Regions from separate parts of the Homo sapiens genome. Here region 1 is linked to region 2. A link is a loop called in an ENCODE intact Hi-C map of the cell type or tissue named here. Cell type or tissue: heart left ventricle. All regions are shown on one strand. Each heading gives the region's core, and the rest is flanking DNA. Links, peaks and the distances in the headings are about the cores only. Region 1 overlaps BUB1B-PAK6 (BUB1B-PAK6 readthrough). Region 2 overlaps IVD (isovaleryl-CoA dehydrogenase).

Region 1 (2,909 bases), core at 311-2,810, 200 kb after region 2:
AAAAATGTATTTTGTGTTGAAAAGAGTTGGACTTTACATAATTTGATACATAATTTGTTCACAGACATAGGAAGTTGTAATAGTAGGAAGATGGTAATGTTACAAAGCATATCTCTAATAGAACAGTATAAAACATTTAAACATGAATTTTCATATACTAAAAATAAAAGCTCAGATATATTATCTTCAATGATTTAAAATTATTTTTACTTTCATTTGAATTCCATATCAACCTTGCTTTCATGTTTAGATAATAAAGCTTTCCAAAGTCCCAGTTTTTTAAAAAACGAACACTTAACAAGGCTTAGTTTTTACAACATAGAGGAGGGAAAAGATGGCAAAAACATGGCCTATAATTTCTTAGCCTAGATTAACCCAGTACATTTTTTAAAAAAGCAATTCATGTACATGGTCAGAAAATTCAAAATGCTTATAAATGTACAAATTGAAAAGTAAGAGCCTTCATTCTTTCCTCTCTCCACTCCCATACACTCTCCCCACCAAAGGCAATCACTTTTTCCCCACGGCTTTTTTCCCTACATAGGCTGAAAATGTCTGCCTATCTCTCAGGTTCTGCCATCTACAAGGGCTCATGGCAAATTGGAAGGGCGTTCCCTGCCAATGGTGAGGCACCCTGAAGCCTACAGAGATGGCTTGCCAGCGCCTCTGCACTAGTGCAAGCACTACCTTCCTGGGGTCTGTCACGTGGATTATCCCTCTGGGGACTGTCGAGTCTTGGAAGCAGACAGGACAAGTGTTAGAAACAGTGCTTTCTCTGAGCTCCTGTGTCAATGCTTTTGTGAGATAAATTCTTAGGAAAATTTCTCAGCTAAAGGGAATATTTAAGTGACTTTTGCCAAATCAACTTCTAATAATGTACCAATCTGCATCCCAATTAATAATATATGAATGCCTGTTTCTTATCATCCTTACAAATACAATTTTCAACCATTTAGAGTGTATGACAATTTCTCATTTATTTTGCATTTTATTTAATTAGGAATGAACATCTCATGTATATGAGCCATTAAAATGTTTTAGTGGATTGTTCATGTCCTTTGTTTCTTTTATCAATTTTTTATTTTTAAGAGTTTTTTGTACTTTAGGTAAAACAGTTTTATTCATTCAGGCACTGTTCTAGACAGTGCAGTCAAACAGGAAACAAAGAAAATCCCCACCCTTAAGGAGTTTAAATTCTAGTAGAGAGATAAAGAAAAAAAAGTGTATGTATACACGCACACACACAACACAGACACACGCACGAGGCGGTGACAGGTGCAATAGAAAAATAAAGGAGGGTAAAAAGGGATAGAAAGTGATAGCAGTGTGTGTGGGATGGGATGCTATTCTGTGCAGTGTACAGAATGGTCAGGGACAGCCTCTCTGATAGAGTGGAGATTGGAGAAGACACCTACCTGAAAGGAAGAAAGGGAGTAATTTACATGAAGATCAAGGAAAACAAGGCCAAAAAACAACTGGCCTTAAAAGCCAAAAGGCTTTAAAGAGAGGGAGAGGGAAATTAGTTGGCACATTTGAGAAGCAACAAGGAGGCCGCCTACAGCAGTGTGGGTGAGGAAGAGGGGAGTCCGGGAGGAGGTCAGAGAGAGTGGGGTCAGATAGGGTGGGGTCTTATAGGCCATGGTAAAGTCTTTGGAGGGTTCTGATTTGGCTGGAGGTGGGTAGGAACAACAGAGTCATGAGACCAGATGAAAGTGGATGCAAGCCTGGACAACACAGCAAGACTTTGTCTCTACTAAAGATTAAAAAAATTAGCCAGGTGTGGTGGCGTGCACCGAGACTCCCAGCTACTTGGGAGGCCTGAAACCAGGAGTTGATCTTCTTACCACTGCATTGCAGCCTGGGCGACAAAGCAAGATCCCTGAGTCGAGGCAAAAAAAGATGTAAATATTTGTTGCCAGTAAATGTTCCTAGTTTGAATTTATGGTTTTAATTTTTTTGGAGGGGAGGATAGGTATCCATCCTATATTTAATTTTTTATCTACTATAGTAATAGCAATCTTCTGGTTTATATCTTGCTTTTATGTCACACAGGCAAAAGATTGCAAAACCATCTATTACATTGTATTTTGATTAAAATTTCTGATTTCTCCAAAATTATTTTGGGGATAAGCAGTGAAACAGGCAAGATCAATGCATAAGACTGCACAATGTATTTGCTGCACAAGGGTACCAGGCTGAGGGGGTAAGTGGGGACTGAAATTCAGTCAAGGTATGGTGCATTGGGAGGTACTGAATCCACTAAAGGAAGGGGCCTTTTCTAATTTGCACGAAGGTGCTATATGAACTAGTAGTGTCAATGGAGATAGAGTTCAAGCTTTAATCCATTGTGGGTTGTTTTTTCTTTTTTTTTTTTTTTTTGAGACAGAGTTTCACTCTTGTTGCCCAGGTTGGAGTACAATGGCATGATCTTGGCTAACTGCAACCTCCACCTCCTGGGTTCAAGCGATTCTCCTGCCTCAGCCTCCCAAGTAGCTGGGATTATAGGCATGCACCACCACGCATGGCTAATTTTGTATTTTTAGAAGAGACGGGGTTTCACTATGTTGGCCAGGCTGGTCACGAACTCCTGACTCAGGTAATCCACCCGCCTCAGCCTCCCAAAGTGTTGGGATTACAGGTGCGAGCCACCACACCCAGCCTAATCCATTGTTTTAACACCAGTTATTAAATAATCTTTTCACATACTGACTTAAAATGCCATCTTTGTCCTATTAAATATTCATAGCTTCTTATGTCTCTGGTAGAACCAAGGACCCCGTTAAGGTAGAAGTTTGCCATATTACAAAAAAAATTTTTTTAAATGCATTCTCCTCACTAGGGAAACCTTTATTTTAGGAGCCAAATTAGAAGCTAATTTTGGCACATTAGAAAGAACTGGTGCAGTTGGA
Region 2 (2,909 bases), core at 348-2,847:
AGAGGTATGAAGTGAATTATCAAAAGAAGCCCCTTAAAGATTCAAAAGTGGTTTTGTCCTGGGAGTGGGAATGGGGATAGGAGGGACAGGGGACTTTTATTTTTTTAAATAAGCTTTTAAAAACTGTAGTATTTTTTAAAACAGTGAACATAAAGCATATACAAAAATTTAAGGGCTGGGCACACTGGCTCAACGCCTATAATCCCAACACTTTGGAAAGTGGAGGCAGGAGGATCGCTTGAGCCCAGCAGTTGAGCCCAGCCTGGACAACATGGTGAAAGCCCGGCTCTACAAAAAATACAAAAATTAGTCTGGCATGGTGGTGCACACCTCTAGTTCCAGCTACTGGGGGGCTGGGGGTGGGTGGCAAGGGGGAGGACTGAGGCCAGAGGATCCTTGAGCCAGGGAGGTCGAGGCTGCAGTAAGCTGAGATCACGCCACTGCACTGGGTGACAGAGTGAGATCCTGTCTCAAAAATAAATAAATAAACAAACAAATAAAAATCCTGGCCTAGCTGGGCGTGGTGGCTCATGCCTGTAATCCCAGCACTTTGGGAGGCTGAGGCCGGTGGATCAATTGAGGCCAGGGCTTTGAGACCAGCCTGGCCAACATGGTGAAACCCCGTCTCTACTAAAAATACAAAAATTAGCCAGGCATGGTGGCACATGCCTGTAATCCCAGCTATTTGGGAGGCTAAGGCACGAGAATCGCTTGAACCCTAGATGTGGAGGTTGCAGTGAGCTGGGATCGCGCCACTGCACTCCAGCCTAGATGACAAAGTGAGACTCCGTCTTAAAAAAAAAAAAAAAAAAAAAAAAAAAAAAAAGTCGGCCGGGCGCGGTGGCTCACGCCTGTAATCCCAGCACTTTGGGAGGCCGAGGTGGGTAGATCATGAGGTCGGGAGATCGAGACCATCCTGGCTAACACGGCGAAACCCCGTCTCTACTAAAAATACAAAAAATTAGCCGGGCATGGTGGCGGGCGCTTGTAGTCCCAGCTACTCGGGAGGCTGAGGCAGGAGAATGGCGTGAACCTGGGAGGCGGAGCTTGCAGTGAGCCAAGATTGCGCCACTGCACTCCAGCTTGGGCGACAGAGCGAGACTCCGTCTCAAAAAAAAAAAGCCTTTTATGAAATGATGGTAATAGAGGATAGGCTTCCCCCAACCCCTCTTCCCTTTCATGTCCTTATTGGCTAAAACAAAACGTCGTTGAGTCCTGAAATCCCAAACTGGGGGCCTTGAACCCCAGGCAAAGGCCATATAGGCTGGCTCCGCGCGTTTGCAACCCAACCCCGCGGGCAGCCGGCAGGGGTCAGGCGAGCTCCATGCGACACTCGAGCTGCGTCTGGCAAGCCAGTGCTGCGCTCGAAGAAGCGCGCTGCCTCGAGGGAGAGGGTCAGAGGAAGGACTCTGGACCTGCCCTAGGCTGGGGGTCGCGACAGATGGCCACCTGGGTCTTAGGTCCCAGCTCCCACCCGGCAGGCAGGGACTGGGAACCTCTCTCCAGACCGCGCGGTGTGTTGACACCAGGTCTAGTCCCATTCCACCGAGGGCAACTCACCTTACCGGTCTTCTGAAAGGGGGCCCTGCGCGAAACCTTGCCTCCTGCACTCGGTTGTGCAAAGATCAAGGATCTCAGACTTGAGAGGGTTACATGGGCAAGGGATTGTTATCACTAGATTATATGGATTTAGAATTAGGACTTAGGCTCCTGGGGAAGCCTGCTTTAGGACTCAGATGGTGGTTGTAGAAGATTGCCTTGCAGACTCACCCTTGGGGATGTGATTAGGTCTGGGGCAGGATCCAGGAACCTGCATTTATTCTAGGTTGCCAAATTTTGATAAGGGGTGTGCTCAGACCACGCTTAAAAAACATCCCAAGGTTCTGTTGCCCTCCCACAGGGCAGGCAGCATCAACAGCAGCGAGCTGCCCTGATAGTGTGACCTGCCTAAAATTGGAGTGGAGTAAGAGCCAGCCGCAGGAAGGAGCAGTGCTGGCAGCTGGTGCTGCAGATTTGCCCAATGCATGTAGGCAACCAAACACGCCCACAAGAACCAAAGTAGACGTGCCCCTTGTTCTTCCATTTACCACTCAGGCTGCATGGTTCATTTTGTTTTTTTTGCTTTTAATTTTAAAACATTTATTTTGCTTCACATATAGAACCAGGAAAGAAATCACCTCCCCAAGTCGACAGGGCTTAGACAGACTGGATGAAGCGCCCCATTTTGCCACATTGTCTCCAGGCTGGTCTCTCCAGCCACACATTAAGCCAGCAAGATGGCCCTTTTAGTCACATTCATCTCCAACATAGCAGGGAGCAAGACAAGGAAGTGAAAGGGACTGCCTATGAGCCCAGGATCTTGCCCTCAGGATGGGACGGAACTGGGGTTGGTGAGGAGCCAACCCCACCTGTCTCAAGCCTCAGGCTAGGAACAGCACTTGGCTGCAGGCCAGGACCAAGAGCCAGGATAGGTGCTGCTGGGCTGAGAACCAAGAAAACCAGTTCCCTCTTTTTGGAACTCGGAAGGGGTGGAACAACCCAGACCCATTCCCTTCTCAGATCACACTCTATCCAGACTGCTGTACAGTGCGGCCCAAAGCTGGAATTCTCAGAACACCCCCATTTTTGCCATGAGCAGATCTGGATTCTAGTTCGTTTTGACCTTGAGAAAGTCAAATTGTGTTGATCTTTTTAAAAACAAAGGGGCGGTTTTCAGAAATCTATAAGCTTCCTTCTGGCTGTAAGAACTTAGCACTCTGGGCTCCCTGCTTCCTTTAAAACTCACTGGGAGATCTGGGAAAGGGAGGCTGAGACCTCTCTCCTAAGGGCTGATTTTACCTTCCTGTCCCTCATGAAAGAACGGGCTGGAGGACAGGAATAGGACCTGGGCCAGCCACTCTCCAAGGACA

The links. Peaks named below come from ENCODE experiments on the same cell type or tissue, not always from the same donor. Only the 100,000 strongest peaks of a DNase experiment are listed, where the experiment ranks them.
Region 1: a loop joins it to region 2, with 2.5 times the contacts of the local background. A loop is called at or near these places in 20 of 110 quality-filtered maps.

The regions. Positions count from the first base shown.
Region 1 is chr15:40,223,582-40,226,490 of GRCh38, reverse strand. The region is part of intron 1 of BUB1B-PAK6 (BUB1B-PAK6 readthrough); the gene reads right to left. The region is part of intron 1 of LOC107984763 (a long non-coding RNA gene); the gene reads left to right. Among named protein-coding and RNA genes, the nearest start is that of BUB1B-PAK6, 7.6 kb to the right of the region's middle. In heart left ventricle, for the core only: no CTCF peak of the experiment used is centred there; no DNase peak of the experiment used is centred there.
Region 2 is chr15:40,420,503-40,423,411 of GRCh38, reverse strand. IVD (isovaleryl-CoA dehydrogenase) reads right to left here. Exons shown (of 12, transcript NM_002225.5): 12 at 2,104-2,909. Among named protein-coding and RNA genes, the nearest start is that of IVD, 16 kb to the right of the region's middle. In heart left ventricle, for the core only: a CTCF peak has its summit at 1,304 (motif pointing right); a DNase peak (open chromatin) is centred at 1,331; H3K27ac peaks cover 1,209 bases.